2 separate regions of the Homo sapiens genome follow, and region 2 is linked to region 1. Evidence: chromatin loops called from intact Hi-C (ENCODE). Cell type or tissue: endothelial cell of umbilical vein. All regions are shown on one strand. Links, peaks and the distances in the headings refer to the core of each region. The heading gives the core; the rest is flanking DNA. Region 1 holds the start of RARB (retinoic acid receptor beta). Region 2 has its middle 49 kb from the start of NR1D2.

Region 1 (16,249 bases), core at 6,539-9,038:
TCTAAGGACCTTAAATAAGCATTTGGAGCCATAAGCCTCATGGACCAAGTAGAAATTGGCACATAATGTAGTGCTTTGTGTATCTTTACAACTACCTTAATGACAGTGTGTTAAATGTTTTGTAAATTCCTCTGTGTTCTCTTGCTTAAAATGTGTGTTTTCTTTGTAGTTAAAGGGTTTCTTACAATAAGTCTCTGTTACAAAATGATGGCCATATAAAAGAGAGAAGAGAGGCGCAAAAATAACAAACACAGATTCAGCAAAAATCTCACCCCTTTATTGCCCTGAACTTTTCAATAGCAAGAACTGAGCTTGCTGGGCTGAAAATTGTTTTAATGTACCTTCATAAAAGGATCTTTGACTTGGTAAGTGTGTGCGATGCATACTTTTCATGTTACACCACAAGTGCCACTTAGCAACTCCACTAGACAGGGCAGTGTTTCAGCATGGGGTGGGGTGCCCCCTGACAGGCTTTTAAAAGGCCCGGATGCCAATGCACATTCCAACACTATCCACAAAAAGGAGACTGGAGCAGTGCTCTTCCCTGCATTGGGCAAGGAGACTCTCCCTCCCTGCCTAACCACTTGCCTGCCCTGTTTTGTGGGAGAATTACAAGTAAATGCTACAGAGGCAGTGGAGAAAAAAGGGTGTTTTAATTCCTCTCCAGAGTTTCCTTTATTTGATGTATGTTGCATCCTTTAAACAAGTTGTGCAAAATGGCTGCAGGGTAGATTGGCTCTCCCTTTTAAAGCTCTCCATCCGGCTGGGTTTATTTGTAAATACTGCATCTATCCTTCTTAGTGTTTTAGGACTGGCTGGAAAGACTCTTCTTCCTGTAGGTTGGGTCAGTGTGAGAGATCTAAAAAATCATTTTCCCTTAAAATTACTGTATTTTAATAAAAGGATTGGGCAGGGGCTGGAATGAGAGAAAACTGGTCCTTCAAAATGTAAAACTGTCATACTTAAACCAGTTTACAAAATATGCGTTTAATTATGTGGTGGGATGTGTGTAGGTGTATGATGAGAGAGGCAACCAACATGGCTATTTGGGGTGCAAGGATGTGGGAACAGGCAAGTAATTTTCACATTGGACTTTCATCCTAGGGAGCTGGGTTCTAGTCACAGCTCTGAGCTGTGTGACCTTGGGTAGGTCTCATCTCCCCGGGGTTTTGTTTCACCAGTTGAACAGTATGAGGATGAGTCACAGCTAACATTTGTTCCATGATATTTACCCAGCACCATACAAGTGTTATTTCTGTCCTCCCAGTTAACACTGACGTGGGTAGTATTATATGCCCATTTTACAGATGAGGAAACTGAAGCCTGAAGAAGTTAAATACTTATCCCAGAACACACAGCTGGTAAGTGGCAGACCTGGAATTGGAATCTAGTTCAGTTTGATTCCCCAACCCATGCTCTTGACCACTATACTGTTTTTTCAAGTCCAGATCTGAAATCTCATTTTCTGTGTGGCTGTGTGTTTGGGACAGGGGTAACCAATTCCTGACTACTCTATATGCTGCATAGAACCTGGAGAGGATTTTTCAAAGTAAATGAATCTCGAAAGCTGGATTGCAGAGCAAACGAGTGCAGTCAATTCAGCCAGGGGCTTGCAAGAGGGAGAAAGAGAAAAAGACTGTGGAATGGAAAGTTTCCCAACCCAAGCCTTTCCCAAGGGGTAGCCATTCTCTGTTCTACAGTTTAGGGCTTGCATGTGCTTTTTCTGGAGTGGAAAAATACATAAGTTATAAGGAATTTAACAGACAGAAAGGCGCACAGAGGAATTTAAAGTGTGGGCTGGGGGGCGAGGCGGTGGGCGGGAGGCGAGCGGGCGCAGGCGGAACACCGTTTTCCAAGCTAAGCCGCCGCAAATAAAAAGGCGTAAAGGGAGAGAAGTTGGTGCTCAACGTGAGCCAGGAGCAGCGTCCCGGCTCCTCCCCTGCTCATTTTAAAAGCACTTCTTGTATTGTTTTTAAGGTGAGAAATAGGAAAGAAAACGCCGGCTTGTGCGCTCGCTGCCTGCCTCTCTGGCTGTCTGCTTTTGCAGGGCTGCTGGGAGTTTTTAAGCTCTGTGAGAATCCTGGGAGTTGGTGATGTCAGACTAGTTGGGTCATTTGAAGGTTAGCAGCCCGGGTAGGGTTCACCGAAAGTTCACTCGCATATATTAGGCAATTCAATCTTTCATTCTGTGTGACAGAAGTAGTAGGAAGTGAGCTGTTCAGAGGCAGGAGGGTCTATTCTTTGCCAAAGGGGGGACCAGAATTCCCCCATGCGAGCTGTTTGAGGACTGGGATGCCGAGAACGCGAGCGATCCGAGCAGGGTTTGTCTGGGCACCGTCGGGGTAGGATCCGGAACGCATTCGGAAGGCTTTTTGCAAGCATTTACTTGGAAGGAGAACTTGGGATCTTTCTGGGAACCCCCCGCCCCGGCTGGATTGGCCGAGCAAGCCTGGAAAATGGTAAATGATCATTTGGATCAATTACAGGCTTTTAGCTGGCTTGTCTGTCATAATTCATGATTCGGGGCTGGGAAAAAGACCAACAGCCTACGTGCCAAAAAAGGGGCAGAGTTTGATGGAGTTGGGTGGACTTTTCTATGCCATTTGCCTCCACACCTAGAGGATAAGCACTTTTGCAGACATTCAGTGCAAGGGAGATCATGTTTGACTGTATGGATGTTCTGTCAGTGAGTCCTGGGCAAATCCTGGATTTCTACACTGCGAGTCCGTCTTCCTGCATGCTCCAGGAGAAAGCTCTCAAAGCATGCTTCAGTGGATTGACCCAAACCGAATGGCAGCATCGGCACACTGCTCAATGTAGGTTTATTTTTTTCCCTTCTTCTACCAAGAAAAAAAAAATTGTCTCTCTTGCATGCAATAAAGACGTTGGAAATAAACTGCATTGGTAGCAAGACAAAGGATTTAATGATTTAATGCTGAAGGGGTGTGATATGCTGGCATGCATATTGATTCCCTTTGCTGAAAATTTCCTGTTAGATGTTTTCTTCCCAAATAACCCCTCCCGCCCCCATGCTCCTCTCCTTACCAACCTTATAGTCTCTTGAAAACAGTTTTTAAAATATGCATAAAAATGTGGGGGGTGGGGAGTAGAGGGTGACCACAAGACTTTAAAACATTCTTCAAGTAGGGCAATTTGACACATTTTGCAGTTTTTACTAAAATGTATGCAGAGTGGAATTTAACTTTGCTGTTCTTTGGATTAGCTACTAGTTGTATAGGTCCCCCCACCCCTTGTGTATTCCAACAGTCCAAAGTAATTAAAATATGACATTTTCCTTGAAAGGAATTTAGTTTAATTAAGGTGGCTGCTGCTCCCGAAGTTCATAAACCACCAGTTCAAGCTGCCGCTTCCAATGTTTTCCTTGCTAAGGAAAGGCAATATTTCTTAGCATTGACCCTGCTGCCACCTTTCCAAGTCACTTTGTTGGTCTAAGAAGTTGCTGTTTTGCTAGAAAACTACTGGCAATGAACACCCCTTGGACTGAGCCATCCATTATTTCCATATCTTGCAGTTCAGCCCGGAACGTGGACATCAGTTAAAGGAAAGGAAATATAAGTGGGGTAGCCCAATTTAAAAAAAAAATATTGACTATTTTGTTATCTGATGCTGACACAGTGCCGAGGTACGCACCTGGTCAACAGTAGCCTGGCTGCAGGCTTGAGAAATGATCAGGAGTCCCAGAAAATCCCACCTTCGGGTGGCTGTAGTGGGAGCCTGCAGGATGCTTCGCCGCCCTGACAGTGATTTAGATAAATGGCTCAGCTATCTATCAAAATGTTTTTAGTACTTTATTTGACAATTCATTGGAGCATTAGCCTGAAAATGACATTTTAAATCTTTGTTTTCAAAGAGGTCAAAGTTTAACTGGAAGAAATTGAGTTTTCCTAATAACATGGTGGCTTATCTAAAGAGAGAAGAAAAAGGGGAGAGGGGACAATGACAGGATTTAAATTGCCCTCTCTGAAACTTTTTCTTAAGAATAAAGACTTGCTTCTTGGGCCGGGAAATCAACAGGTTTGTAGCTGAAAAATCAATAACCATTTGATGCCAACAGCCTGGCTGTCTGACTTAACATTTTGTAGAGCCATAAGCAGGGCAAAAAGAATATCGTTTTCAGAAGGCGCCTTAATCTTCAGCTGCTCCCCAAATGCCTTTTCTTTTTTGGTGCCCATTTTATTTCTGGAGAACTCAAAGAAACTGGAGTGTTACAAAATAATTTTCTAATCCAAGAAGAGACTTTTCAGACCTGTCCTCTTTGTAGCAATTAAAACAGTATGAACAATTTCTGTTGGAATCCCAGGGAACTGGGGCTCTCTGAAACTTTTTCTTGTTAGAGAAAGTGGTAATGAAACATGTTTTTTAACAGAAGGAAAAAATATGCTCAGGATCCTCGCCAAAAGTTATTAGACCTAATAGAGTTTTTACATGTAGACATTCTTCCTTTTGTAATTAACCTTCCAAAGATGCCTATTAAGTTGTAAGAGTAGGGGGAAAAGCTTTGTTTGTTCTTGGACAAGTTAAACAAGGGATTTGCTTTATCTAGGGAGAGCGAGCGGTGAATGTGTCATTCGCCTAAAACTACCCGATAAGCAAGAAGTGTTGATAACAGCAAAGTTTAGCTAATCAAAGAAACTTGCATTAGACAAAGTAAATAAAGGCATTTGACAAAGGGATTTCAGAAATTCCAGTGTCTTATTTTTGTAAGCAGGGCAATTAGTTCTTATTGTGGTCAGTTTCACAAGAGTTTGAATCCCACACCCCAACTTTAGGTTAAATGAATAAAATGTAAATATTGCTTGTGCCCTTGCAGAGTTGCTTTACCCTCATAAACCACTTTATGATGGTCAGTTGTTCCAACGATTTTTTTTTTTTTTTAGCATAAATAAAACTAAAACTTTTTTTTTTTTTTTTTTTTAGAGATTCTAACAAATGTCTTGTGCCATGCAGTGTTTGGTTCAGGGTGGTACAGCTAGTTAGGGCTATTGAAATAAAAGTATATTAGGGCTACATTTGTGTAAGTAAGAACATAACCACAACCTTTTCCATTTTACTTAATGGCTATTTTGACGAGAAGCAGATCTGTTTTTGCTTTTAACACAGAGGAAACAGTGGGCAAAGAAGAAAAAGTACTAAATTCCAACCAAAACTATTTTCTGCTTTGAGTTTTTTTTATGGTGTGTGTGTGTATGCATAGTAAATAAAGTAAGACCTTTGAACATGGAGCACACCATCACAAGCTCACTTTGAAAGGTGTTAAAATATTCCCTTTATTTTCTTTTTAATTTTAAAGGCAGAAAAATGATATGCCAGCCAGCTGCCATTTGTAGTAGTGTCTGTGAATTGCTTCTTATAAGCATTCAAAGTCAGGATTAGGGGACTACTAAGGGAATGTGGTCTAAATATTACGATTGACGACTGCCCCTGGAAGGTATAGGAGTCACTAAATTTCTGTTCAGATGTCTCCAGGATTATCTTGGTTTTAGGCGGCTCCAGATGTTTTCAACATTAATTGCTCAGTGGGTATAGGATAAATCTTAATATTTTGTGGTCTAAATATAGTTGCTTTGGTGAAATAACGAGTGTGACAACTTCTTGGCCTTTTTCCCTGTCTTTTCTCCCTACTCAACACATCAAAAGGAAAAAGAAAAAAATATTTTCTTTTTGAAATAGGACTTTGCCCATTAATGAGAAGAAATTATTTTTAAAACAACCAGTAGTGATGTTTGATTAGGGAATGAGAAAAGGCCTCTTTTCAAAGCCCTGGGACCCAAATTTTAAGTATTAAACAGTATCTAAATCCTCTCCTAGTGAGATATAAATTGGGGTCAAAGTGGCAAAATCAAAGATACCCTCTGAAAGAAAGACTAAATAAAGACTGACAGCCACCGTATGAATTGAATGGGGTTTTGAATAAATATTTCAGTGAAAAGGCCCAATTGTTTTTCTAAAGTAGGACATAATTTTCTGCTTCTCGGGCACATGACGGTGGTAACTAATACCATCAGAAAGAAGAGAAAAAGAGGGACTTTTCCTTAAATCGCAAAGAGAGTACAGGCAGGGTTGTGGGTTGTTCGAAAACAAGTGAAAGATTCACAAAGTTTTCCTTCCTTGTAGAAAAAAAGAAATCATATTGTGAATATTGGATAAATTGGTACATTTGACAAGGGAGTGAGTATTGATGTGCAACTTAGAAAAGAAAAAGCATGTGTTTAAATTTTATTGCCAGAAAAGGATGGATTCAAAAAACTAAACAGTAGAAAGGTAGACATCTGTTTGCCTAAACTTAAGCTATGGAATTGACTTGGAAGCTTTAGTTAGAATTTGATTTGCCAGCCAATAATGTAAAGCCCTTGCATTGAAGCAGGTCTTTTTTCCTTAATAGATAAATGACCAGAATGGCTATTTCTGATAGGCTAGCTGACCTGAATCAGAAGTTTCCTTCTCATTTCTAGAAGCCTGGCGCTGATATATACAACCGAGGGTATTGTTATGCACTTTTCTCTAAAGCGTAAGAATAAAAAAAAGTTCTTCTGGATATCAGATGTTTATAATTTACCTTCGACATATGTTAAGCTCTGAGGTGGCTGAAAAAGAAAGAAAACCTGTTTTCTCCTTTACACATTCCACAGATATCATTAAACTCTATCTGAGAAGGGAAATACATGATAAATAACAAAGATTATAAATTCTACTCTCAAGGAATTTATAATTTTTTAAATCAGTAATTTAGAAAAAGCTGAGAATTTTAAGTTACTCTTTGGGCAGAAGATGGAGATGTAAAAACCAAGATGCAAAATACAAAACTCTGTTCAAGTCACACAGGATTTTAACAATAAATGCAATGTTCATTTTAGAACATCTTAGAATCTTCTATACAGTTTGAGTTATGTGTAAGTGCCATACATTTATCCTTAAATGACATTTTTATACTTTAAATGTTCTAATATAAATTCAGTTAACTATCAATTAAATAGATTATTTCAGAAATGGGAGTTTTTGATGAAGGTTAATCAGAAAAATCTTGGCTGAAAACCTTTCCAAAGATATTAATGTAGATAGAATCTTGCCTTTCAAATTACAGGGTAGTTATGACAATCATGTATCTCTGATTTTCTAGAATAACCCACTTTCAAATATCCTGCACAGTTCCCACATAAATCATTGAAATATGCCAGATATTTAATATTACAACATCTCCTAGGAGTGGCACAGAAAGTCTTTGTTTGGATTCTATAGTCAATATAAGTAGAGCTCTCACAGCTTAATTTTTTCATTATGTCTGAAGATCGCCTTGTGTTTCTGGGTCATTCTTATGAACATGAATTCCTTTCGTAGCAAACTATAGATCTGTGAATAGAAGGCATTCCTTGCAAAATGGACTGGGCTGTGATTCTCACTCTAGCACCTGTGTGTGCGTGGACAGGGTGGGGAGGAGGGAGTAGAATTAAATTAAATTGTTATGAACAAATCTGTATCAGCCCTTGCCAGCTTCCTCTTAAAAAGTTGGAGCTGGGGTGATGGAGGGAGAAGAGTAGAGTTAACTCAGGTTTCAGATTTATCAGTATCCTGCTTGTAAGTGGCTTGGTCTAAGTACCTCTTGTTAAATAGGAGATGAGATAACCTGCCCCATCTGTAAGATCTAATAACACAACCTCATCAGTCAATATGTTGCTCTGAATTCTCCTCTTTTCATTCCCAGCTTCCTTACCCCATCATTAAAAAGCATGATCTCTGTCCCATCCCACTCCCCAAACCCCTTTAAATGAATGAAAAATAAAGTTGCAAAAGTTCTCTCTACCTAGGAAGCAGGAGAGCCTAAGTCTACTGGCATTTTGTCTTGAGCTTTCAGAGCTTCTTAGATGGGAAGTCAAACAGGCAATGGAACTGCTGACTTGCTCTTTCTCTGGCCCTGTAGGGTGGGGGAGCTACAAGGGGACCATTTAGTAAGATAAGACTCTCTGCCCCCTGCGCGATAAGGCGAGGATAACAGGAACTGACGTCAGCAAGGCGACTCAACCTGGCCAAGCATTTCCTCTAGTCAGGGCTCAGGGATTCCAGGAGTCTCTAGGCTTCCCCCAGCAGCTGAAGAACTGAACCAGCTCAGGGGAGGGAGAAAGAAGAAAGCTGATTTTTACAGGGGTGATAGTGGGTGATGATGTCCCTGATTTCCAAAAGCAGATTTCTTTGAAGAGAACAAAGAAAAACTGGGAGGAAGAAAGTCGTTTAATAAAAGTGGATTCTGAGATTATAATTGTCATTTTACATTGTCATAGAATAGATATTTGTGTTCCAGCTGTTAACAATTCACTGCTGATGTCTCATTAGACAGTCTATCCAGCGATCACCAAATATCATCCACTCACAAACCTCGCCAACTCTCCATATAGAACAAAACGTGAGGGATTTCACGTTGTCAGAGTTAATCCTTGGTACTCCTTTTTTTTTTTTTTTTCTTTTTTTTTTTTTGAGATGGAGTCTCGCCCTGTTGCCCAGGCTGGAGTGCAGTGGTGTGATCTCAGCTCACTGCAACCTCCACCTCCCAGATTCAAGTGATTCTCCTGCCTCAGCCTCCTGAGTAGCTGGGACTACAGGCGTGTGCCACCACACCTGGCTAATTTTTGTATTTTTAGTAGAGATGGGGTTTCACTATGTTGGCCAGGATGGTCTCGATCTCCTGACCTCGTGATCTGCCCACCTCGGCCTCCCAAAGTGCTGAGATTACAGGCGTGAGCCACCGAGCCCGGCCTTGTATTTACTTTTGAAAGTACAAAGTTCCCATCCCCATCTGCATCAGATGACAACATTGCTAAAGCCATTTCATTTGCTACCAGCCCTGAAACCACTTAGCAGTTTTCCTCCCCTTTTTCCTTCTTCCCTTTCTCTTAAACCCAGATTTATTTTCATTTTATTTTATTCTTTGCCTTCCAAAGTATCTGATTTGAGATTTGGAGGAGGAGAAAAGTCAAACAGAAGGATTTTATTTCTTAAAATTCACAGATTCTCCTCAGTCCACTGCTGTCTTAAAGATAGCTTCTTATTTTTTAAGTTTCAGTGTTTGACAAAGAATCACTGTCCTAATTTGACCCATATTTAGTGGAATGTTTGCTATGTTGTTGTTGATAAATTACTATTCATCACAGAATAAAATTTTGTCAAGTCAAAAAAATAGCTAAATTCAAAATAATGTGCAGGTAAAAGAACAAATAAGATGAGTGCATCGGTTAACTAGGGAGAGAAGATCTGGATCACATCCCAATTTTTTTCCCATTTCCAGAGCAAATGAAGACCTCATGTAATAAATTTGTCTTCTCAAAAATATTAAAGCTTTCAACGGCTACAGTACCTTTGTCATGTCATCAAAGTCCATAATTATAAAAAGGCCGATGATCTGAAGGCCATTTCAGCTTCAAAAGATTTTTTTAGGGGCTGGTCTATTGGAAAGCTTGGGGGTTTAATTAACTAAAATGGAAATGGAGGCAGCGAAATTCAGTTCCTGATGTTTTAATTTAGCTCAGTACTGCCATGTGTTATTGAAGAGAATTCTTAAAGGCAAACATAATTATTTCATTATGGTCCTCAGAATGCTTTCATTGGCTTTAATGACAAGAAGCTGTATAAAAAGGCATATATTTTAATTAGTCCTTTTTATATTTACATCAGATAAACAACAAATAATTGATGAAAAACAAGTCTTTGGAATGGATGATTTCACATAGTGCACTGGTTACAGTTTAATGATGAAACATTTCTCTGTTGCTTTGCATTTTAATTATATATACATTATATTACAGTAGTCGTGCCATGGAGCTACTAAAATACCGTTGTTGCCATTTTATTACAAAAAAAATCACGATTAATGCCTAGAAATTGAAAGCTGAAAAATGTAGCTAGACACATCTCCAAGGAAGTAAATTACCGGTTCCATTAATTTTACTACATTTGTTAGAACTCATTTTGATCACTTTTATCTTTTACGCTTCATCTTTTTGGATTAAGATCGTCAGGGGTTTCATATGCTTTTTTATGGCCACATCTTCTCCTGAGCACCTTTCTTTCGCTCTTGCTGCCTGTTTTGAGGATTTGCATGTGAAAGTGCCTTGCCAAATGTGCACTGGAAATTCAGAGAGCTTTTTTTCCATGCTATCGGCTTGCTTTACCTTTGATTTTATATGAAAACCCATTTCACATGATTCATCCGTTTTGGTGTACAGAACACTAATTGTTATTATTGATTTTAAATTCCGTGACCATTACAAGTAACCCAGATGACTGGCAGATAAAGGGTAATAATCCATGGAGTTCTGGAACTGTTTCATGTTTGTCTGGAGTACTTTATGTGATCAATATTAACTGCCCCATTGAAACTAACTGCTGTATCAAATAACAGTCAATCAAATGAATGTGCTTAGAGATTATTTATTGAAAGCTTTAATTGTTCACTGGGGCCCTCCTTATCAGGGGAAACAATACAAACTAGAGGTAGGATGAACAGGTTTGGATTTGCAGGGAAAGTTGGGGGATGCAGATGAACAAGGCATCTCTCTGCTTCTCGGGCAAGAGTTTCCAGAAACCCATGTTGGGCTTATAGTTCAGGCAGAAGTTGTGAATACTCTTCCAGAGCTTATCCTATCACCTGTACCTCAAAGGCTTTCTAGAGAAGGGGGTATAATAATTTTCTTGCACTCAGCAGAAGCTGTGAAAAGTTCTCCCTTTCCAAGAGTTTTACTGCTGCTTCTCCCTGGTCCTCTCAGAATTACCCTTCCATGCATCTCTCCACCTCTGCTTCCCCATCATGGCCTGATGGTCCAAGATAATGCAAGTAGCCTGCCTTGACACAGGATCGGTTTCTACAGCTATGAAATGGGAATAATAGTGTCTACATTGCAGGATCTGTAGAAGGATTAGAGATCATGTAAATTAAGATTCTATTCTTGTCTTGAAAACATATGGAAGTCACCAGGTAGGCCTTCTGCCCTGATTTTGGCATGACACCTGTGGCTTACGTGCCTTTGCTAAAAGCAAACTTTTTTTTTTTTTTTTTGGTCATATCTAAATTAGGTATCTCTTTTCTTTGGTGAAATGATCCCTCGGTCTATAGCTCATAACCTAGGTGGCAGTCCTTTCTGTTTGTCAGGTAGCACTGTGCCCTGATTCAGGGGCATCCATTTACCAGATCCCCAGATTTCTTGCAAATGATTGACTTTTACAAGTGAGCATTGTCACCTTCAAAGTTGTCACAATACACTTAGCCCAAAGATGCTGTCGTGGCACAGTACATTTTTATTGCTCATTGATGGATTAGTTTTTGCAACGTGCCATTCAGCAAATGGCTCTTGGGTGTCTGCCATGTGCCAGGCTCCTTGATATGATCTGTGGGGGACACCAAGATGAATCAGACACTGTCCCTTCTCCCTCTGAACTCATGATATAATGGGAAGAACTTGTGACACAAGTCGTTGTCACATAACCCCCTTATAACAAACCCAAAAATCTCCCCATGTCTTTGAACCTAAGATTGATAATGGAAAGAACTAAGAACTGCCAAGAACCACAGCTGGTTTATATGGTGGGTGATCAAGTGGATTATACATTTTTGTCACAGTGGAGCGGGCGTGAAGTTTTTCTGTGTGCAGGCCTCATAGATCATCTCTAAAAGTAGTTCACAAAGGAGTTCTAAACCTATCTTACACAGTGGAATAAGTGCACACCTTCCAAACTAGCTTCTTGAAGACTTTCATGTGGATGTTTCTGGAGCGTGTTAAGTAATCATGTTCCTTGGGGATGGGTTTGATTCTATTGGATTTTTAAAAATCACTTATTTCTCTATGATTTCTGTGACTTATTCCTGTGTAACAAACCATCCCAAAACTTCCTGGTCTAACAATTTATTATGACATTATTCTGTGGATGGGCTGGGCTCCGCTGGGCAGACCCTCTGCTCCGCATGCTGTCAGCTGGGGCTGAATCATCCATGGCTAAATTGGGCTGGCAATCCAAAAAGTCTCACTCTCATGGCTGGTGGTGGATGTTGGTTGTCGGTGAGAGCTCTAGGGGATCTGCATGTGACTTGTGCATGTCACAGCATGGCAGCAGTATTCCGAGAGAGAGTGTTTCGAGAGTGAACCTTCCAGGAAGGAGGCAGCAGAGGCTCCCAGTCCTCTTAAAACCTAGACCCAGAGAGTGGTATACAGTCGCTTTCACTATATTCTGCTGGTGAAGCAGACACAGGGCCAGCCCAGATTCAATAACTACCTTTCAGTTTGGGAGAGAAAGGCAAAGAATGTCCACCATAACAATCGTAGCGTATATGCACTATAACAAGAAAGAAAGTATTGTCTTCTGAAAATGATTAAATTAAAGAACAGTTGTGGGGCTTTTAGTTTTTTGGTTGGTTCCATGTTTAATGAAATGCTACTCTAATGACAACATACATCATTTTCAGTTAATCCTCACAACCCTATAAGTGAGATGTCATCTTCATTTTACAGATGAGGAAATGGAGGCTCAGGGAAGGTGAATAACACGGATTGTAAGGGGCAGAGTGTGGTTTCAAGTCCCATGAAAGGCTTTTCTCTAGGCTCCATGTGCTGTTACTCACTTGGGGGTCCTCAGCTTCAGGAGTTGTCATCCTGTCAGCTGAGTGAAGAATTCCTGAAAAATGTTTCATGCCCTAATAATCCCAAGAATAAAACACCATCGAGTGTTTTGGTTAAGGGGAAAGGTAGGAAAAAGAGAGGTAAAGAACTGTAACTCGCATAGCTTCCTCTGATTACATTATTTTCTCTACTATAAACCAGTCTTTTACATTGTGGAGGAAACTCTGCCCAAACTATGAGGCTATTTTACTCTTTTGCCCTTTTGTTTTTACATCCTGTTTGCTGTTGAAGTCTACGCTGGCCTAGTCACTGCTGTAGCTCAGGGGGTTCAGACCAGGATTAGTCTGGTATTTACTGAAGAGTCACAAGAAGATGAGAGATGGGAAACTGGGCTTTTCATGTTACTCTAGTTTACTGGTAACCCTTATCTAAAGATGGGTGCTAAGTGTTTGTGCTAGAGAGTGTCTCTTCATTAAGTGGAGCTATTTTGTCTTCCACTACCAAAAGCAAAAAAGTAAAAGACAAAGAGGAAGAAAGAAAACTTTCTGATAGTAAAGTCGAATTAATGTTTATTTGCTAGGTATTTTAAGTATCTATTGTGTGCAGAGGATCCCAAACCTAAGTTAACCATTACCATTTAGTGAAACTTACATGAATCATAGTGCATCTAATTGGCCTCTCAGATAATGCTCTCATTTCAGTGACTTCAAACATGTCTTATTTTTTATTTTTTTGAGACAGGGTCTCGCTCTGTTGCCCAGGCTGGAGTGCAGTGGTATGATCTCAGCTCACTGCAGCCTCAACCTGCTGGGCTGAAGCAATCCTCCCGCCTCAGCCTCCCATGTAGCTGAGACTACAGGTGTGTGTCATCACACCTGGCTAGGTTTTTGGAGAGAGAGGGTTTTACCATGTTGCCCAGGCTGGTCTTAAACTCCTGGGCTCAAGCAATCTGCTTGCCTTGGCGTGTCAAAGTGCTGGAATTACAGGTGTGAGCCACTGTGTCCCGCTCAAATATGTCTTAAATGGAATGTATTCTGTATTTTGAATTTTCATATACCGTATTCTACCTGTTTCTTTTGTTTGAAATCTAATTGTTGCTGAATTATATATTTTGAGGAAAAAGAGACAGGTGGACAAATTGAAGTGACTTGCTAGAAGTCGTGTAGTGGGTTCTAAGTGGAAGCAGATCTAAATCTGTAAGACGCTAACATGTGATGCAGTGAAATACAGCATGGTACCCTGCAGTGTGATACAGTGAGGTTGGGTAGACATTCTTCGTGCACTGTACCTGCTGTGGAAGCTTGAGCTCCAGGTTTTGTTTTGGTTTTTTTCTAATCTTTAAAATGAATCCATAACACCTCCCTTGAAAGCCTAAGATCAGTCTTAAAGCCTTAAATAAGACAATGTATTTGACACATGATGCTCAGTAAATAGATTGTTTTTACATATATACATAGTTGTCAATAAGAAACTTGTTTTAGGCTTGCATGGCGACTCATACCGGAAATTCTAGCACTTCAGGAGGCCCGAGGCAGGCAGATCACTTGAGCCTAGGCACTTGAGACCAGCCTAGGCAACACGGCAGAACCCTGTCTCTACAAAAAGAATTATGTGGCCGTGGTGGCACGCACCTGTAGTCCTAGCTACTCGGGAGGCTAGGGTGGGAGGATAATCGGAGCCTGGGAATGTTGAGGCTGCAGTGAGCCGGGATTGCACCACTGCATTCCAGCCTAGGCAACAGAGGGAGATCCTGTCTAAAAAATAAAAAAAAAAAAAGAAATTTATTTAAAAAAAAAATCCAGGCCAGGCATGGTGGCTCACACCTGTAATCCCAGCACTTTGGGAGGCCGAGGCAGGTGGATCACAAGGTCAGGAATTCGAGACCAGACTGGTCAATGTGGTGAAACCCCGTCTCTACTAAAAATACAACAATTAGCTGGGCGTGGTGGTGCCCGCGCCTGTAGTCCCAGCTGCTCAGGAGGCTGAGGCAGGAGAATCGCTTGAACCGGGGAGGCGGAGGTTGCAGTGAGCCGAGATCGCGCCACTGCACTCCAGTCTGGATGACAGAGTAAGACACCGTCCCCCCCAAAAATAAAAAATTAAAAAAAAATCCAAATGCTAGCATTGTCCAGAAAAATTTAACAGATTTATTTATAATTATTATAAAGTTGAACTACTGAACCTTGTTCACTGAAACATTTTGATTTGCATTAATGCTTTACATCCCCACATTTATATTAAAAATTCACACGCAAATGAAGATGGAAAAACTGCCAATACCTAATTTCTGTCCTCTATTTTTCCACTTGCAATCATATACCTAGGTACCTTTTGACTGCATTAGAAAAAAATACCTAATATTCAGAACTACCAATAACAGGAAGAAGAAATTTTTTTTCGGGGGGGTGGGTGGGAATGAAATGTTTCCCATCATAGTGGACTCCTAAGCACGTTCTCTACGTATGCAGTGTGCTGATGTCTTCTGGCATAATTGTTAAACGTTTGATATGGATAACACACAGGTTAGTGCCCTCAAAAAGGCCAACCAGATAGGCCTCACTTGGCTCCTGCAAAGCACCAGTAGCTGCGCTCTGGAAGCTCAGATCTGTTTTAAAGTCCTGAGCAATTTCTTGCACCACATATTGGAAGGGAAGTTTGCGAATCAGTTCACTGGACTTCGTATAAAGCCTAATTTCACGGAGTACCCCAGTCCCAGGCCTGTAACAATGAGGTTTCTCCACCCCGCCAGTAGAGGGCGCACTCTCGTGAATGGCTTTTGTGGCCAGTTTCTTCCCGGATGCTTTTCCACGGGTTGGATTTTCGAGTAGTGTGCTTTGTAGGAACCGTGGTATGGACACCTCCTTACTTTCCCCCTTCTCCTTCGCCCAGAGCTCGGCGAACTAGAGGTGGCGCTGGCGTCAGAGAGCCCCAACTGCAAATCCAATTCCCCGATATTTTATGAATTTTTTTTAATGCAGAAAAGTTACAACAGCTTTACTGCAAACACCTGGATACCTACTGCCATAGCTACCATTAAAATTACCAGGTTTCTTTTCTGTGTTCTCACCCTTTTCTCCTTTTGCATATGTTTGTTTTGTTTTGTTGACTGGGTCTTCTCACTAAACTGAGAGTCTTTGAGTTCAGGTATTGTGCTTTTTACCTCTGTTTTCCCAGTGCTAATATAGTACTTGGTCTATGATCCTCAGTAAACTATGGTTGAACCCACATGTATGTTCTAATAAACAACCCTTTAATATACTCGATATCAGTGCCCTTCAATAGAACTTCCTACAATGAAGTTTCCAATGATGGAAAGGATCTATAATTCTACATTGTCTAATATCATAGTCGCTAGCCATTTATGGCTGTTGGAATTTGAAATGCGGTTAATACAGCTGAGGAAGTGACTTTTTAATTTTATTTTATTTTTATTTATTTATTTATTTATTTATTTATTTATTTTTGAGACGGAGTCTCACTCTGTTGCCTAGGCTGGAGTGCAGTGGTGCTATCTCGGCTCACTGCAACCTCCGCCTCCCGTGTTCAAGCCATTCTCCTGCTTCAGCCTCCTGAGTAGCTGGGATTACAGGAGCGCGCTACCACGCCCAGCTAATTTTTGTGTTTTTAGTAGA
Region 2 (16,249 bases), core at 4,501-7,000, 1.4 Mb before region 1:
CACCCATAATAATTTTTAAGAATTCTTGAGATGGGTTGTACAACAAAGTGATTGTATTTAACACTATTGAAGTGAACACTTAAAAATGGTTAAGATGGGCCAGGCGCGGTGGCTCATGCCTGTAATGCCAGCACTTTGGGAGGCTGAGGCAGGTGGATCATGAGGTCAGGAGATGGAGACCATCCTGGCTAACACGGTGAAACCCCATCTCTACTAAAAATACAAAAAATTAGGTGGGCATAGTGGTGGGCACCTGTAGTCCCAGCTACTTGGGAGGCTGAGGCAGGAGAACGGTGTGAACCTGAGAGGCGGAGCTTGCAGTGAGTTGAGATCGCGCCATTGCACTCCAGCCTGGGCGACAGAGCGAGACTCTGTCTCAAAAAAAAAAAAAAAAAAGTTAAGATGGTAAATTTTATGTTATGTACATTTTACCACAATTAATTAAAAGAAAAGAAGGAACCTAGGAGTTCTGATCCTTCTTTGTCATCCTGTGCCTGTTTCTAATGTTTTCTCTCATGGTTGCAAGATGGCTGCCACAGTTCAGGCATCACAGCAGAGGTACCATTTCCAGATAAGAAGGGCAGAGACCTTCCTCTTGTATGTTAGGGGGGAATCTTTTCCAGAAGGCTCTAGCGGGCTTCACCCTTCAGTTCCTGTTGGCCAGACTGGGTCTCCTGCCTCAAGGGAGCCTGGGAAAGCAAGTATCTAACATTTTTCAGCCTCTGTAGAGAGCAGCGGGCTCTTCCAGAAAGAAGCTGTTGGGGAAAGGCTATTGGGTAGGCCACTGATGTGGTTTGGCTCTGTGTCCCCAACCAGATCTTGTGTCGAATTGTAATTCCCAGTGTTGGGGTAGGGACCTGATGGGAGGTGATTGGATCATGGGGGCGGAATTTCCCCTGGCTGTTCTTGTGAGAGTGAGTTCTCATGAGATCTGGATGTTTAAAAGTGCCTCCCCCTTCACTCTCCACCTCTCCTGGTCCTCCATGGTAAGACGTGCTTGCTTCTCCTTTGTCTTCTGTCACGATTGTGTAAATTTCCTGAGACCTTCCAGCCATGCTTCCTGTATAGATAGCCTGCAGAACTGTGAGTCAATTAAAGCTCCTTTCACCATAAATCGTCTGGTCTCAAGTAGTTCTTTTTTTTTTTTTTAGACAGAGTCTCACTCTGTCGCCCAGACTGGAGTGCAGTGGCGTGATCTCGGCTCACTGCAACCTCTGCCTCCTGGGTTGAAGCAATTCTCCTGCTTTAGCCTCCCAAGTAGCTGGGATTACAGGTGCCTGCCACCACGCCTGGCTAATTTTTGTATTTTTAGTAGAGACAGGGTTTCACTATGTTGGCCAGGCTGGTCTCAAACACCTGACCTCAGGTGATCAGCCTGCCTTGGCCTCCCAAAGCGCTGGGATTACAGGCGTGAGCCACCACACCCGGCCAGTTCTTTTTGTTTTTAATTTGTTTTTTCCCCTTCCTTTCTTTCTCCTTCCTTCCTTCCTTCCTTCCTTCCTTCCTTCCTTCCTTCTTCTCTCTCTCTTTCTTTCTTTTTTTTTTTTTGAGACAGGGTCTCACTTTGTCACCCAGGCTGGAGTGCAGTGGTGTGATCTTGGCTTACTGCAGCGTCGACCTCCTGGGTTGAAATGATTCTTCTACCTCAGCACCCCAAGTAGCTGGGACTACAGGCACACACCACCACGCTCCGCTAACTTTTTGGTAATTTTTATAGAGATGGGGTTTTACCATGTTGCCCAGGCTGGTCTCGAATTGCTGAGCTCAAGTGATCCACCCACCTTGGTCTCCCAAAATGCTAGGATTACAGGTGTGAGCCACCATATTCGGCCTCAGGTAGTTCTTTTTTTTTTTTTTTTTTTTTGAGACCGAGTCTCGCTCTGTCACCCGGGCTGGAGTGCAATGGTGGCATCTCCGCTCACTGCAGTCTTTGCATCCCGGGTTCAAGCGATTCTCGTGCCTAAGCCTCCCGAGTAGCTGGGACTACAGGTGTGCACCACCATGCCCAGCTAACTTTTGTATTTTTAGTAGAGACGGGGTTTCTCCATGTTGCCTAGGCTGGTCTCAAATTTCTGAGCTCAAGTGATCCACCCTCCTTGGCCTCCCAAAGTGCTGGGATTACAGGCCTGAGCCACCACACTCAGCCTCAGGTAGTTCTTTATAGCATTGTGACAACGGACGAATATGGACACCAAGAGTCATCCATATCTTCTACATCGAATAGTAAGGAACAAAGGGTCCTTCTTTGTGAGCTCAGTACTGATGGCCATCATCAGCGGTGACCAGAACAACATCCTGGTTGATAGGAATGCAGGGCCAGATACATGAAGGGCCAGAGCAAAAATAGATGAAGGTCCTCAGTCTGCCTTTGTCCTTTTTCCACTCCTGCCGTTGTCCCCTAGCATGAAGGACCTCTCCAGTGGTGTGCTGGGGCCAGTTCTTACCAGCTCATGAAAGCCAATGTTTCAGGAATTTTGTGAGCCAGTTGACTTCGCATTGGTAGCTTGAGATTGGCCATGGTGGGAGTAGTATTGATTTTATGGAAATCAGTAAATGCTACAGATAGGGCTCCTTCCACCCCTAGCACCCGCCTGCAGCTAAGCCTCTCACGCATAACGGTGGACATCCCAGCTCCTGAGTCCAAGCTGTCTACCTTATCTTTCACACTGTCACCTCCTGAGCCACCCCTTTGGGCCTAGGTCTGCGCACCATGGGCAGTGAGGTCTGCCTGCAGGAGGACCAAGGAAAGAGTCTCAGGGCCTGCCTGGAAGGCCCAGGTCCCTCTGGCCAGGGAATTACATTAATTGGAGCTTGGTCTAGAAGGGGTTCTGGGCTCTGGGAAGGTGTGTCTTCTTGGCTTAGGGCAGGGGCACAGTCAGAGGAGGGCCAGAGTTGGGCCTTCTGTGGCCCCCGTAGCCTGAGTTACAGGGAGGAGAAAAGAGGGAGAATCCTTCTGTCCCCTCTCCCCAACCCTGTGCCTCTGCCTGGATAGGAGAGAAAACCTCCACCCTCATCCATCTGCCTCATTTCCCCATGGATGGAGAATTGCCGGTCTAATATTTCAGAACCCAGGACACTTATTCATGGGCCATGTTTTAGTAGTGGACAAGCTTACTGTGCCTTAAAGCTTAGGGTCTCTGTAAGATACAGCTTTGGTGATTGTGTTCTCCTGCGGGGCAAGCACACCTGGGCAGCATACCGCCTGTGACTGCACCTGGGTGTGAAACTCAGGTTGGAATCATATCCACTTTAGATTCAGGGAGGAGAGAGCATGACGCCTCCTGACTTGAGTTGGCTAGGATTAGATACAGCCTGTATCTTGAATACCTCCTAGTACAGTGGTTCTCAAAGGGTAGCCCTCCAACCATCATCATCATCCCTACCTAGAATGCAGATTCTGGGGTCATACGACAGACCACCTGGATCAGAGGCTGGGGGATAGGGCCCAGCAGTCTGTGTTTTAACAAGTTTTCCAGGTGATTCTGTTCCAACTGAAAGATTGAGAACCACTGCTCTAGAAGAATATAGCTTGGGGCCGGGCACGGTGGCTCATGCCTATAATCCCAGCACTTTGGGAGGCTGAGGTGGGAGGATCACTTGGGGCCAGGAGTTCGAGACCAGCATGGCCAACATAGCAAAACCTCATCTATACTACAAATACAAAAAATTAGCCAGGCGTGGTGGTGCATGCCTGTAATCCTAGTTACTTGGGAGGCTGAGGCACAAGAATTGCTTGAACCTGGGAGGCGGAGGTTCCAGTGAGCCGAGATCTCACCACTGCACTCCAGCCTGGGTGACTGAGTGAGACTCTGTCTCAAAAAAAAAAAAAAAAAAAAAAAAAGAATAGGCCAGGTGCAGTGGCTCACACCTGTAATCCCAGCACTTTCGCCGAGGGGGTTGGATCACCTGAGGTCAGTAGTTCGAGACCAGCCTGGCCAACACGGTGAAACCCCATCTCTATTAAAAATACAAAAAACAAACAAACATAAAAAACAAAATTAGCTGGGTGTGGTGGCAGGTGCCTGTAATCTCAGCTACTGGGGAGGGTGAGGCAGGAGAATCGCTTGAACTGGGAGGTGGAGGTTGCAGTGAGCCGAGATTGCACCATTGCACTCTAGCCTGGGGGACAAGAGCGAAACTCCGTCTCAAAAAAAAAAAAAAAGGATATAGCTTGGTTTATTCATGTGCTGGGGCTGCTGTAACAAAGGACCATGGACTCGGTGGCTTAAACAACAGAAGTTAATTTCTTGACAGTTCTGGAGGCTGGAAGTCTGAGATCAACATGTGGGCAGGGTTGGTTCCTTCTGAGGGCTGTGAGGGAAGGAGCTGTTCCAGGCCTCTCTCCTTGGCTTGCGGAGGGGCCTGTGTCTTCACATTGTCTTCCCTCTAGGGACACCAGTGGGATTGTATTGGGCCCACCTTAATTCTCTCATTTTAATGACCTCTTTGAAGACTCTATCTCTAAATAAGTTTATGTTCCGAGGTACTGGGTGTTAGAATTTCAACATGTGAATTTTTGGGAGGCACAATTCAGCTCATAACACTTGAGAAACCGGGTCACATAAAGATTTCTGTTTTTCTTTCCATTCCCCGTTTGTGAGCTTCTAGAGGTCTTCCTTGTTTTTCTAGTGTCTCACAAATTGCCTAACAGTCTTTCAATAAATGTTATTTAAATTGATTGACTATGGATGGACGCTTATCGATGTTTAATGAGGTTATAATCTTAAAAAATTTTTTGTGTGTGCAAAGTACACTGCCCTAGACTTCATGTGGTCCCAGGCCTTTTACAAGCAAGTCTGATGGACACTGATTGGATGAGGTCCTGTGGTAGGAATCTACCTCATGTTGCTGTAGATTTCTGAATTGCTTAATCCTCCTTTCTGCTTTTGTGCAGTGTGCATGTAGAGTGGGAGAATTCATCTGGGGCCACCAAAGAGGCTTGACGTCTCAACACCCTCAGAAACTTGTTTCTTCTTTTGTGTCTAAGAGTTTTTCAAAAGAAAAAGAAGAAAAGAAATAGCGCTGCTTCATTCAAACATAGTAAAAGATTCTAGGTGTTTGTATTTTTAAGCACTCAAAGCGAGACTGTAATAAGCAGATAATTGTCATTGAGAGGTATCACACTTTATTTGCTAGGGATTTTCTATTGTTGCTTTTCCACTTAATAGACAGTGGAATTACAAGTTGCTATGGAAACCTATCCATTGCCAGTGCTGCCTGGGCCTTAAAGACACAGAAGCCACATTTTGTTTTATTCCATAGAGCTGACATTGTTATAAAACAGAGCAGAGCAAAGTGAATGGTGAATTAGACCAGACATCCTGCTTTCCCCTGTTTCCTCTTCCCTCCCCTCTGTGGTTTCTGTGTTTACCAGGCCCCTGAATTAGCCCAGTGTTAGAAATTGTATAATTTGGTTTCTGGAGTTCTTTCAAGAAAACAACTGCGTATCTGTCTCCTATGCAGTTTTGTGACTTTTGTTGCTGACACGCTGTGGTAGTTGAGAAACTCTGGGGATGGTTGGCACATAACGCAGTTAATCAATTCCCGCTCAAATCTGAGGTTTGACAAATGATAAACTTCTGTCATTTCTGTGACCACACTTCTTTCATTCAGGTGGGACATCAAAAGAAGGCCTCAAAATAACAGAAGACTGAATCTCAAGTCATTTCCAATGGAGGGGAAGCCAGAAGGGCCTGGCAGATCTGGGATCCATCCTAGGCTATGCCAAGAAAATGAATTAGCAGCTCAGCTTGAGGAAACACCGGAAATTCTGGCAACTGCCCTAAATGGATTTTCTCACTCCTTTGAGCTTTGCCCACAGCCACTGAACGCATTATGTTACAAAGCTAATTATATAAGATTTAAGAGCCAAGGGAAGGCTGATTCATTTGATAAGCTAATTTCAGAGCGTAACTTGAGCCTGGATGCATGCGTTGCTTAACAACAGGAATACTTGTTGAAAAATGTGTCATTAGGCGATTTCATCCTGTAAACACCACAGAGTGTACTTACCCAAACCTAGATGGGATAACCTACTACACACCTATGCTGTATGGTATAGTCTATTGCTTCTAGGCTGCAAAGCTGCATAGCATGTTACTGTACTAAATACAGTAGGCAGTTCTGACACAGTGATAAGTATGTGTGTCTAAACATAACTAAATATAGAAAAGGTACAGTAAAAATATGGCATAATCTAATGGGACCACTGTCATATATGTGGCTTTTCATTGATTGAAACATCATTATGTGGTGCATGACTGTACTTCTTGGAGGCATGAGAAGTTAAAGAATAAAACAAAATGTACCCTTAGCTATAGACATTGCAATTACCCTAAGTTTGCTGTCTATGAAAGTTTAGGTTTTAATGGGATATTTCTATTTGTAGTCTCACTTAATTTTTCAGACTTTAGACCATTGTTTAGTGCTGATTTTTATGGCTACTTTATGGGAGCGAGGACTTTCTTTTTTGGAATAAGAAATGCTTTATTTTATTCGGAAGGTGGGATCAACTAATGAAACATTGTTATCCACCCTGGCATTGGGGTGATTTTGGCTTTACCCTGTGACTTCTTTGAGAACTCAGGACAATCCTAGAGCTTCTCGGGTAACCATGTTTATAAAAGCATCCATTTCCGCACTTAGGGAGGCTGAGGCAGGAGGATCACTAGGAGTTCAAGACCAGCCTGGGCAATATAGCAAGAGCACCGCCCCCTCCACCCCCACTGCAATCTCTCCAAAAAATTAAACAAACTAGTTGGGCATGGTGGTGTGCACCTGTAGTCCTAGCTACTCTGGAGGCTGAGATGGGAGGATTGTTTGAATCCAGGAGTTTGAGGCTGCAGTGACCTATGATCACATAACTGCACTTCAGCCTGGGCAACAGAGGAAACCCTGTCTTAAAAAAAAAAAAAAAGGATGAAAGGATGAAATGATAACGATAATAGGAATTCAGACTAGGGAGGGACCTTAGAGGTCATTTATACTCAGTCCCAGACACATATAATGGATGTTTAGTTTGAGTGCTCCCAAAGCCAATTCAGAGACAAGCAGTTGGCTGCTGGGAAGTGATGCCAGGAAGCAGAAATGAGGGAGGGAGAAATCCAGAGGGGGAGAGGAGAGCCTGTGCTGGGCCTAATGAGCTGGGTGCCACTAAGGGCATCTGAGCTCAGTCATGTCGGGGACTGCTTGAATGTGCCTCAGAATTGTCCCATTAAGGGACAAGGGAGTCGGGGTATTTGTCCACTGACTCTGTCTCTTATTGGCTAAAGCTTACCTCTGTATGCTGAGCCAGTTCCCACTTACCAGAGAAACCCTCAGGCTGAGAAACAGAGAGACCTGGTGTTCTGTGTGGCTGAACTGGAGCCTGGAATCAGCCCAAAAGTGGCAGCAGGGGAATTCCTGCAGGCAACTGCCCCAAACTATCCTGAGATGGGGCTGGATGGGATTCCAAAGAAAGAAACACTAAATGCCAGGGTGATCAGTGCAAACACTTATTAGGGGAACTTATGTATGGAGGGGGCTGCAGCGTGTCCGCTTGACAGACAGTGAAACAAGATCTGTCTAGGTATGTCCATAACATGCAGATCCAGGTATGGAGTTTATATGTGGGTCTAAGGAATTCTGTTTAGGGATGGGGGCTACTTTCTACATGTTTAGCAACATGTTTGTTCTTTTCGTGGTTCAGGCAACAACCTAAATTAGTTTATCAGTGTCTGGGAATATTTAAGGCCTGGCTTCGGTTCAAGCCTGCAGGAAAAAATATGCAGCTGGCTGGTCACACAGCAGTTAAGGCACTTTGTATTTCTTGGCCAGGACAAAGGAAAAACTGGAAGGAACAGGGGATGCTACACTTGGGGACCTGAGGTAGGAAGCTGTCAGCAGTCACAGGAACTGTCCACCGTAGTTGCCATTGAACTCAGACATGGACCAGGGTGATATAGGACAGGGCAGCAATAGCGTCTGCCTTTGTGGTTAACTTCCAATGACATAACGCACTTAAGTGATAGTATTTATAGTGATAGTGATGGTTTTAAAGTCTTATCTGTAAATTCTTGACACACTTCCCCTTAAGAGGAGTTTCTTCCCTTGAATCTAGGCAGGTGTGTGACCGCTTTGGCCAATAGAATATGACAGAAGTGATCTATGTGACTTCAAGGTCAAGTCATAAAAAGTTTTGCAACTTTTTTGGTTGCTGGGACACTTGCATTTAGAGCTTTGATCTGCTATGTCAGAAGTCAACTACCTTGAGACGGCCATGCTGGCGCAGTCATAAGTAGGCTCCCTGGTCAGCCCCAGTGGAGCTCCCAGTCAATGGCTAGCATCCACTGCTAGCTGTGTGGAGGAACTATCTTGGATGTCGGAACCTTCAATTATCTGCAGCCTCAGCTAACATCTGACTGCAACCTCTTGAGTGACCCCAAGTGAGAACTGCCCAATCCAGCTCTGTCTGAATTCCTGACCCACGGAATTTGTGAGCAAAGTAAAGTGATTGTTGTTTTACAGTTCTACATTTGAAATATGTTGTTATGCAGTTACAGTAACTGGAACACTTAATATACAATTTCCAGGATTCTGGTGGTAATAGTATCTTTCCTCCCTAATCTAGGAAATGCTGGTAAGAGTGGCATTTTTGTAGGGATAACTTCTAATCTGCTTTAATTCATATTTGAAAAATAAGTGATTGAAAAGCCTTTATACTTGCATGTTAGCAACATCTGATGTGATACTTTTCACAAATGATGGACAATGCAATCTATCCACACCTATCCTTTTAAATTTATTTTTACTTAATGCTAATGCACAAAATCTTTTTTTTTTAAAATCTTTAAATGTAAGCACTTCCCTTTTTGCACAGCCAGTTCTCTGAGACACTGTCAGTCTTCAAAACTGTTCCTTTCTAGTGTCACTAGCTCATTTGCCCAAGCATGGAGCTTCAGCTACCAGCACCGTGATGGACGTGCAGGAGAAACACTCACATAACATCTTTTGGGATCAGGGTAGCCTGTCACTTTCCAGAGGAAGCCCAAGAAGCTCAGGAGGTAAAGGCACTCTCCTGAGCTTGCATTAACAAGCTTTTCCAGTTGTACCATTAACAATTCTCCACCCGCCCCTTGGGGATGCTGCAATAATAGGAGACACTATTTTGCAAAGGGCTTTGGGAAGAGTCTGGTAGCACCTTGTATTCATACTGTGCCCTTTATTTCTTTACTGTGGAATTCTCCACTGTCATCCCATTCCACTCAGTTGCTGAGAGACTTGCAAGATAGTATTGATTGTTTCTTCATAAAGACACCATTTCGTTCTATTTATCCAGAGCAGTTAGAGTCAAGGACAAAAGAGAGAGGGGAAGAACTTGTTTCACTAATCTTTCCATCATATGAATATTAAAACTTTTAAGAACCTGATATTCCAGGTGAGGAGTCAAAAGTATGGCTTGCAAATTTTGGGACTCTTTCAGGGGCTGGGAAAGAAAATTCCCTAAAATTTTAGCTTCAGAATCATTTAGGCCTTGAAATAACTCCTACAAAAGAGAATGTCAGTGTCATACATTGTAATGCACTGAACTGAATGGAGTGTAAATACATTCAATAGCACAAGGATTCCATTTTCCTTGATCATACGCTTGGGTTTAGAAATGAAGGAAAAAAGCCTTAAGAAAATATGTTTCGGGTTTTAAAACTGTATAATAGTAGTTAAAAAGAATTTCAAAACCCCAAACCATTCCAGACACCAGATGAGCTCAAACTCCTGCCATATTTAATCATTTCTACTACAAACTCCTAAGGCTGATTTATTATCTGCATCTTGCATAAGTTGATAATAAATCCTTTCTTATGCCAATGAGAATAAATATTTTGAGATGAAAAATGGTCAGTCTGATGATTTTCCCTGGATCTGAGTGAATCATAGAGACTGTACGGCTGGCTTCAGAAACTGACTGTTAAAATGATCCTAAAAAAGATTTAACTTGGAAGTGATCAATCCAGAGGCTGCATATAGATAAATCTTCACAGATTCTCAAGTGGCTAGACTTCAACATTCTATGGGATCCACAAAATACAACTTCACATCTTCTGTTGACAGAACACTGTAAACATTCTGGGCAATTCTGGGACATGAATTTGATCCTTTTAAAAATTTTTTGAGACTACTTTTGGCTAACTTAACCCATTAAAGTAAGAGTGTAAATTGGTGTGTGTGTGGCGTGTGTCTATGTGTGTATTTATGTATTCCTGCCTCACCTCAAAACATCAGTTAGCTTGTTCCTTTATCTTACATTTCCTGTGAACTGGAAGTTAGATCTGAGTCTTGATTAGATTCAAGTTAACCGTTTAAGGCTATAATATATAATAGGTGATGTTTCTGGTTTATATGGCATTATAGCTATTTATTTAGCTAACGATTCTGAAGGTTGTTCTTTAATTTGGGCTGGGATAAGCTGGGAAGAGCTTCTGGTCCAGGTTGAGTTTGGATGGTCTTGGATGCACTTGCTCATGTGTCTCTAGTCAGCTGATAGTTTGGCTGGGTTGACTGACCATGGGTTCGGCTGAGATGGCCAGTCTTTCTCCATGTGATCACTCACTCTTTCCCATGCTAGCTCATTCTCATGGCAGCTCAGGGTTCCATGCATGAGAACAGACGCATGCAAGGTTTTTTGAGGTATAGGCCCAAGAAAATCTCAAGGCCAGTCCAGATTCAAGAAGGGGAGAAAAACACTTTACTCCTTGATGGAAGGAGTTACAGTGTCACATTACTAGGGTGTAGGTACAAGGAGGGAAAGAATTGGCGGCCATTTCTTTCATCTACTACACCTGGGTTTGTAATTTTTGTCAGTGCATGATTTCTCACCTTGTGTAAGGACCACTGACAGGAAAATGTCTCAAGCTACTGTTGAAAATGTAAGTTTCCGGGCTGGATGCGCTGGCTCAGGCCTGTAATCCCAGAACTTTAGGAGGCCGAGGTGGGCAGATAACCTGAGGTTAGGAGTTCGAGACCAGCCTGGACAACATGGTGAAACCCTTCTCTACTAAAAATACAAGAAAATTACCCAAGCATGGTGGCGGGCACCTGTAGTCCCAGCTACTTGGGAGGCTGAGGAAGGAGAATGTTGTGAACCCAGGATGTGGAGCTTGCAATGAGCCGAGATCGCGTCACTGCACTCCAGCCTGTGCAACAGAGTGAGACTGTGTCTCAAAAAAACAAACAAACAAAAAAACCAACCAAACAAACAAAAACAAAAAACAAAAACAAAAAAAAAATAAAATGTAAGCTTCTGAAAAACCAGGTGCAAAGAATGTGTCAGAGTAACAGAGAAGCCCTGGAAATGAGGGTTTTGCGTTCAGCTGGGACGTCAAGTTACAGCTGATGAGCTTTTTCCAAAAATTGTCGGGCAGGTTTTAAGGATTAGAGAAAATGTTTGTTGAATAGCTAGAACAGTTCTTAGCACATAATGGGCGCTAGAGATGATGACTATTAAATATTTAGAATTATTTAATCAGTATTCTTCAAATGTATTTTGAATACCTACAGTGAAATATATCTTTTTTGTTGTTGTTGTTTTGTTTTGTTTTAAAGACTGAGTCTCTCTCTGTAGCCCAGGCTGGGGTTCTATGGTGCAATCTTGGCTCACTGCAACCTCTGCCTCCCAGGTTCAAGCGATTCTCCTGCTTCAGCCTCCTGAGTAGCTGGGATTACAGGCGCCTGCAAGAACGCCCGGCTAATTTTTGTATTTTTAGTAGAGATGGGATTTCACCATATTGGCCAGGCTGGTTTCAAACTCCTGACCTCAAGTGATCTGCCCGCCTTGGCCTCCCAAAGTACTGAGATTACAGGTGTCAGCCACCACACTCGGCCAATATATAGGTTTTTTAAAAAAACGTGTATGTTTTTTTCCCCCTCAAGGAGCCCTACGGTTTTTTAGGGAGAAAGAGAAGTAGACAACTGAAATACAGTTTGATAAATGTTTTCACATGATATTAATAAACTGCTATCTACAAGTTTTTATTGAGCACCTATTCTATGGAGGACATTTTGCTGAGTTTTTAGTAGATGGTGCTAAAGTATGCAGGTTTTTTTTTTTTTTTTTGAGATGGAGTCTCGCTCTGTCACCCAGGCTGGAGTGCAGTGGCCTGATCTCCACTCACTGCAAAATCTGCCTCCCGGGTTCACGCCATTCTCCTGCCTCAGCCTCCCGAGTAGCTGGGACTACAGGCGCCCGCCACCACGCCCGGCTAATATTTTTGTATTTTTAGTAGAGACGGGGTTTCACCGTGTTAGCCAGGATGGTCTCGATCTCCTGACCTCATGATCCGCCCGCCTCGGCCTCCCAAAGTGCTGGGATTATAGGCGTGAGCCACCGCGCCCAGCCTAAAATAAGCAGTTTTAAAAATACTTTGGGTTCTTATAAATAATGTACAATGACTTCAGCAGCATTGTTGGGGAAGGAACAATATCCAGAATGTTACACCAGTCAGTCATTTCTGAAGAATCTGTTGATGATAAAATGGCCCATTATTTTTTCTGCTGCTAAACCAAAGGCACTATGACCTGCTAATTCTCATTTACTCAGCAGGCGGCGCTCCAGCACCAGGGATTGCATTGAAAGTGACAATTTAGTGAAACAAGGAGGTTTTTGGTTAATGTTTGTTTTTCAGGCTAAAAAGGAAAGCCGTTAGGAAAAATAAACAGTTTATCAGGCATTGCGACAAAGACACTTGAGGGGAAAGACAAGCTGTCACTTCAAGGACAGGAAGAAAAATCCCTGCATCTGTAGAATCATCAGATGCATGACTGTCTTGTTAAAAAAATGATGAAATGAGGAAGGAAGGAAAAGCATCTGAGATAAAAGAGAAGATTAAAAAAATGGAAAACAATTGAAATCATCTGCAAGCAAGGATGGAGGAGTACCGCCCTGGGAGAGGGATGTGGAGGAGTGTTGCAGCAATTGGAAAAAATGAAAACAACTGGAATATAATTGGGACTCATTCTAAGTATTCAGATGTACCATTTTCTTTAGATGCCAAATCTGCATAATTGGTTTCAGCTGCCCAACCCACACCCAGTTCTTGTTTTGTAACTTTCAATAGTTTGAGGTCTTCAGCACGTAAACGTTTGCACCTAATGACAAGTGCCTGGTTTCTAAATCAAAATTGCCTTATAGTTTCCAAAAATTTCAGGTCAGGAATACAGGACAGCTGAATTAGTAATTAAACTTTAGTTAAAGGGATTGGAATAGAAACAGCTAAATTAAAAGAAAAAAGTATTTATTGTGAAAATGGTTGGATTTTTGAAGGGTCACTTGTGCTAACCTGCTATTGGGATTAGGGATAATGCTTCCAATTTAGGCTTCACTCTCTCTACTTGGCCATTAAAATAGTTTTCTCAAGAAGAACTTCTCTACATTTATCTTTCTGTATCACATAAATAGCTTAGCTAGTCTTTTTTCTGTAACGTTTTTAATGTAACACCATTTTACTTGGTTTACTCTTTCCTGGAGAGAGATTTAATCAGAATAAGTTAATCTGAAGGCACTCTATAAAACAAAAGAGAATGAGCAATTGTTAGATTGATTGTTTAGACCTAGCCACAGTCTATGTAATATATGAATTAAATTGATGCAATGAAAGAACTATCATACAAGTGGTTCGGAAACATTGGTGTGTATCAATGGTGCCAAACTTTCTTAAAACATAGATTGCTGGGTCCCACTCTCAGAATTTCTGGTTTAGTGGGTCTGGGGTGAGGTAATAAAATGTACATTTTTAACAAATTCTGGGTGATGCTAATGCTCTTGGTCCAGGGATCTGATTTTGAGAACCACTGACATACTTTTGCAGAAAAAGTTTTCTATTTGATTTGGTTATGGTTATGGCTTTGGTTTTCATCCTCCTGCAGTTATATATGGTCAGAATCAGATATTTAATGAATGGAGGAGGAGGAAGAGGAGGACCAAGTGGGCAGATATTTGTTGAACACCTGGTATATACTTGCTTCTATGGCTCTTTACATTCTTAATCTTCTCACTTAATCTTCCCCATGACTGTACAAAGTATGATTTGTTCTCCCACTCAACAGATGTAGAAACTGAGTCTTGAAGAGGTTGGGAACTTTTGAAAGGCAAACAGCTAGCTAATGGCTAAGCTGAAAATTAAACCCAAGTATGTTGACTGCAAAGGTGGCACTACACAAGAGGACTTCAAAATGTTCACCACAGTTTGATTCATTGAATTTCACAGATTTCAGTTCAAATTGACTTTACTTGACTGACACAAGCAAGTTCCTTAATTTGTTGTCCAGTTTCCATTTCTAAAGAGATATGTACCTGTCTTTCAGAACTGGTCTAAGGATTAAGTAATGAATTTGAGGGTGCTTGGGTATAGTTGCTGGTGCATAGTGAGTGCTCGTTAAAGCTCAGCTCCCTTTCCTTTCTTTAGAAATGCAAGTATTTAATTCAAGTTCATCTTAGAAATAAATGAGAAAACTATGATTAGGACAGAAACACTCAAATTCTGGCTTGTCCCAGGGACTTTGAACCACCTTAGTGGGAGGAAGGCAGCCATTCTGTTTGTCAGTTAACGGGACCTACATTAGTCTTCCAAGTTTCTCCAGAAGAGCCTACTTCTACCTTTGTCCCATGTCACCCAGCCCATCTGATGGTAGTGGGTGCCTGTCCTGTGCAACCTGTTCTCACCAGTGCAACCAAAAGAAACTGGACATACTCCAGAAGGCTTGTGTATTTCAATACTCTCTTGGCTTGGAATTCTATTGCCTTCCCACACACCTTCACTTGGTAATTCCATTATCTCTGTTATTTCTGATTCTGTTTCTATTGACTAACTTTTCTCCTGGTTTGAATCAGATTTTCCTACTTCTTTGCATGTCTAGTAATTTTTAAATTAGATGTCGACATTATGAATGATATTTCGTTGAGGGTTTGGATTTTGTTGTCTAAGTAGTGTTGAAGTTTGTTTCGGTGGGCAGTAAACTTACTTGCAGATCAGCTTGATTTTTCTCTAGGCTTGATTTTCAGCTTGTTAGGTCTGGTCCAGAGTAGCTTTTACTCTACCACTAAGGCGTGACACTCTGGGGTCACTCTGAATGCCCTTGTATTCAGTGAGTCCTCTCTACTTTGGCCGAGAGGAGATCAAAACATCTCTCAACCCTAAATGGGCTCTGAGAATGTTCATCTCAGAGCTACCTGAAAGTTGTCAAGTTGTCTTTTTTTTTTTTTTTTTTTTTTTTGGCTTCATGGAGCTTTGCCCTAACTGTGTATGGCTTAGTATTCAGTCAAACACTTGAGGAGAACCTTGCGCAGATTTCTGTAAAGTTTTCTCTGTATAGCTCCCTCCTCTCTGGTACGCTGGCCAATAAATTCCAGCTACCTTAGCCTCCCTGTGTTAGTCAGGGCTCACCAGAGAAACCAAACCAATAGGATATACAGAGATATATAAAAGTATATTTATTATGGGAATTGGGTCACACAGTTTTGGAGGCCAAGAAGTCCCGTGATATGCTGCCTGAAAGCTGGAGAACCAGGAAAGCCAGCAGCATAGTTCAGTCTGAATCCAAAGGCCTGAGAATCAGAGAAGGCAACTGGGTAACTCCCAGCCCAAGTCTGGGAGTGAGGCGGGCATTGGTATCAGTCCCAGAGTCTGAAGGCTCAAGAACCGGGAGCTCTAACGTCCAAGGGCAGGAGAAGGAGAATGTTCCAGTGAGAGAGAGAGGAGAGACACACACACACACACACACACAGAGAGGAGAGAGAGAGAGAAAGACACACACACACACACACACACACACAGAGAGAGAGAGAGAGAGAGAGAATTGCCGTTCTTTCTTTCATCTTTTTGTTCTATCAGGGTTCTCAATGGATTGGATGATGCCCACCTCAGTGGCTCTTCTTTACTCAGTCTACTGATTCTAATGCTTGTCTCTTCTGGAATCATCCTCACAGGAACAGCCAGCAATGTTTTTACCAGATCCCTGGGTATCCCTTAATTCAGTAAAGTTGACACATAAACACTTAACCATCAAACTCCCCAAATGCCTATCTTTGTCTACTCAACTCAGTGAGTCTTCCAGGTTCTATCTGGGTTCCTTTCCCTCTGCCAAGGTCCATGAATGGCCTCCAAGCAGAAACCTAGGGCAATTGTAGAGAGGGTTCCCCTTGTTTGTCTCTCTTCTCTCAGGTATCACAGTCCCGCTCTGCCTGGGGCCAACTATGTCATATATTTTGCCCAGTTTTCTA

The links. A loop is a pair of places that touch in the nucleus more often than their neighbours do. Peaks named below come from ENCODE experiments on the same cell type or tissue, not always from the same donor. Only the 100,000 strongest peaks of a DNase experiment are listed, where the experiment ranks them.
Region 2: it touches region 1 in a loop (11-fold over the local background); 2 of 110 quality-filtered maps call a loop at or near these places.

What each region holds. Positions count from the first base shown.
Region 1 is chr3:25,426,073-25,442,321 of GRCh38, forward strand. It overlaps RARB (retinoic acid receptor beta), which reads left to right and starts at 2,191. Exons shown (of 8, transcript NM_000965.5): 1 at 2,191-2,816. The coding sequence starts at 2,660. It also overlaps the pseudogene H3P10. RefSeq lists an enhancer at 1,252-2,089. In endothelial cell of umbilical vein, for the core only: no CTCF peak of the experiment used is centred there; a DNase peak (open chromatin) is centred at 7,989; H3K27ac peaks cover 1,926 bases.
Region 2 is chr3:23,986,550-24,002,798 of GRCh38, forward strand. No RefSeq gene overlaps it. Among named protein-coding and RNA genes, the nearest start is that of NR1D2, 49 kb to the left of the region's middle. In endothelial cell of umbilical vein, for the core only: no CTCF peak of the experiment used is centred there; DNase peaks (open chromatin) are centred at 5,342 and 5,802; H3K27ac peaks cover 645 bases.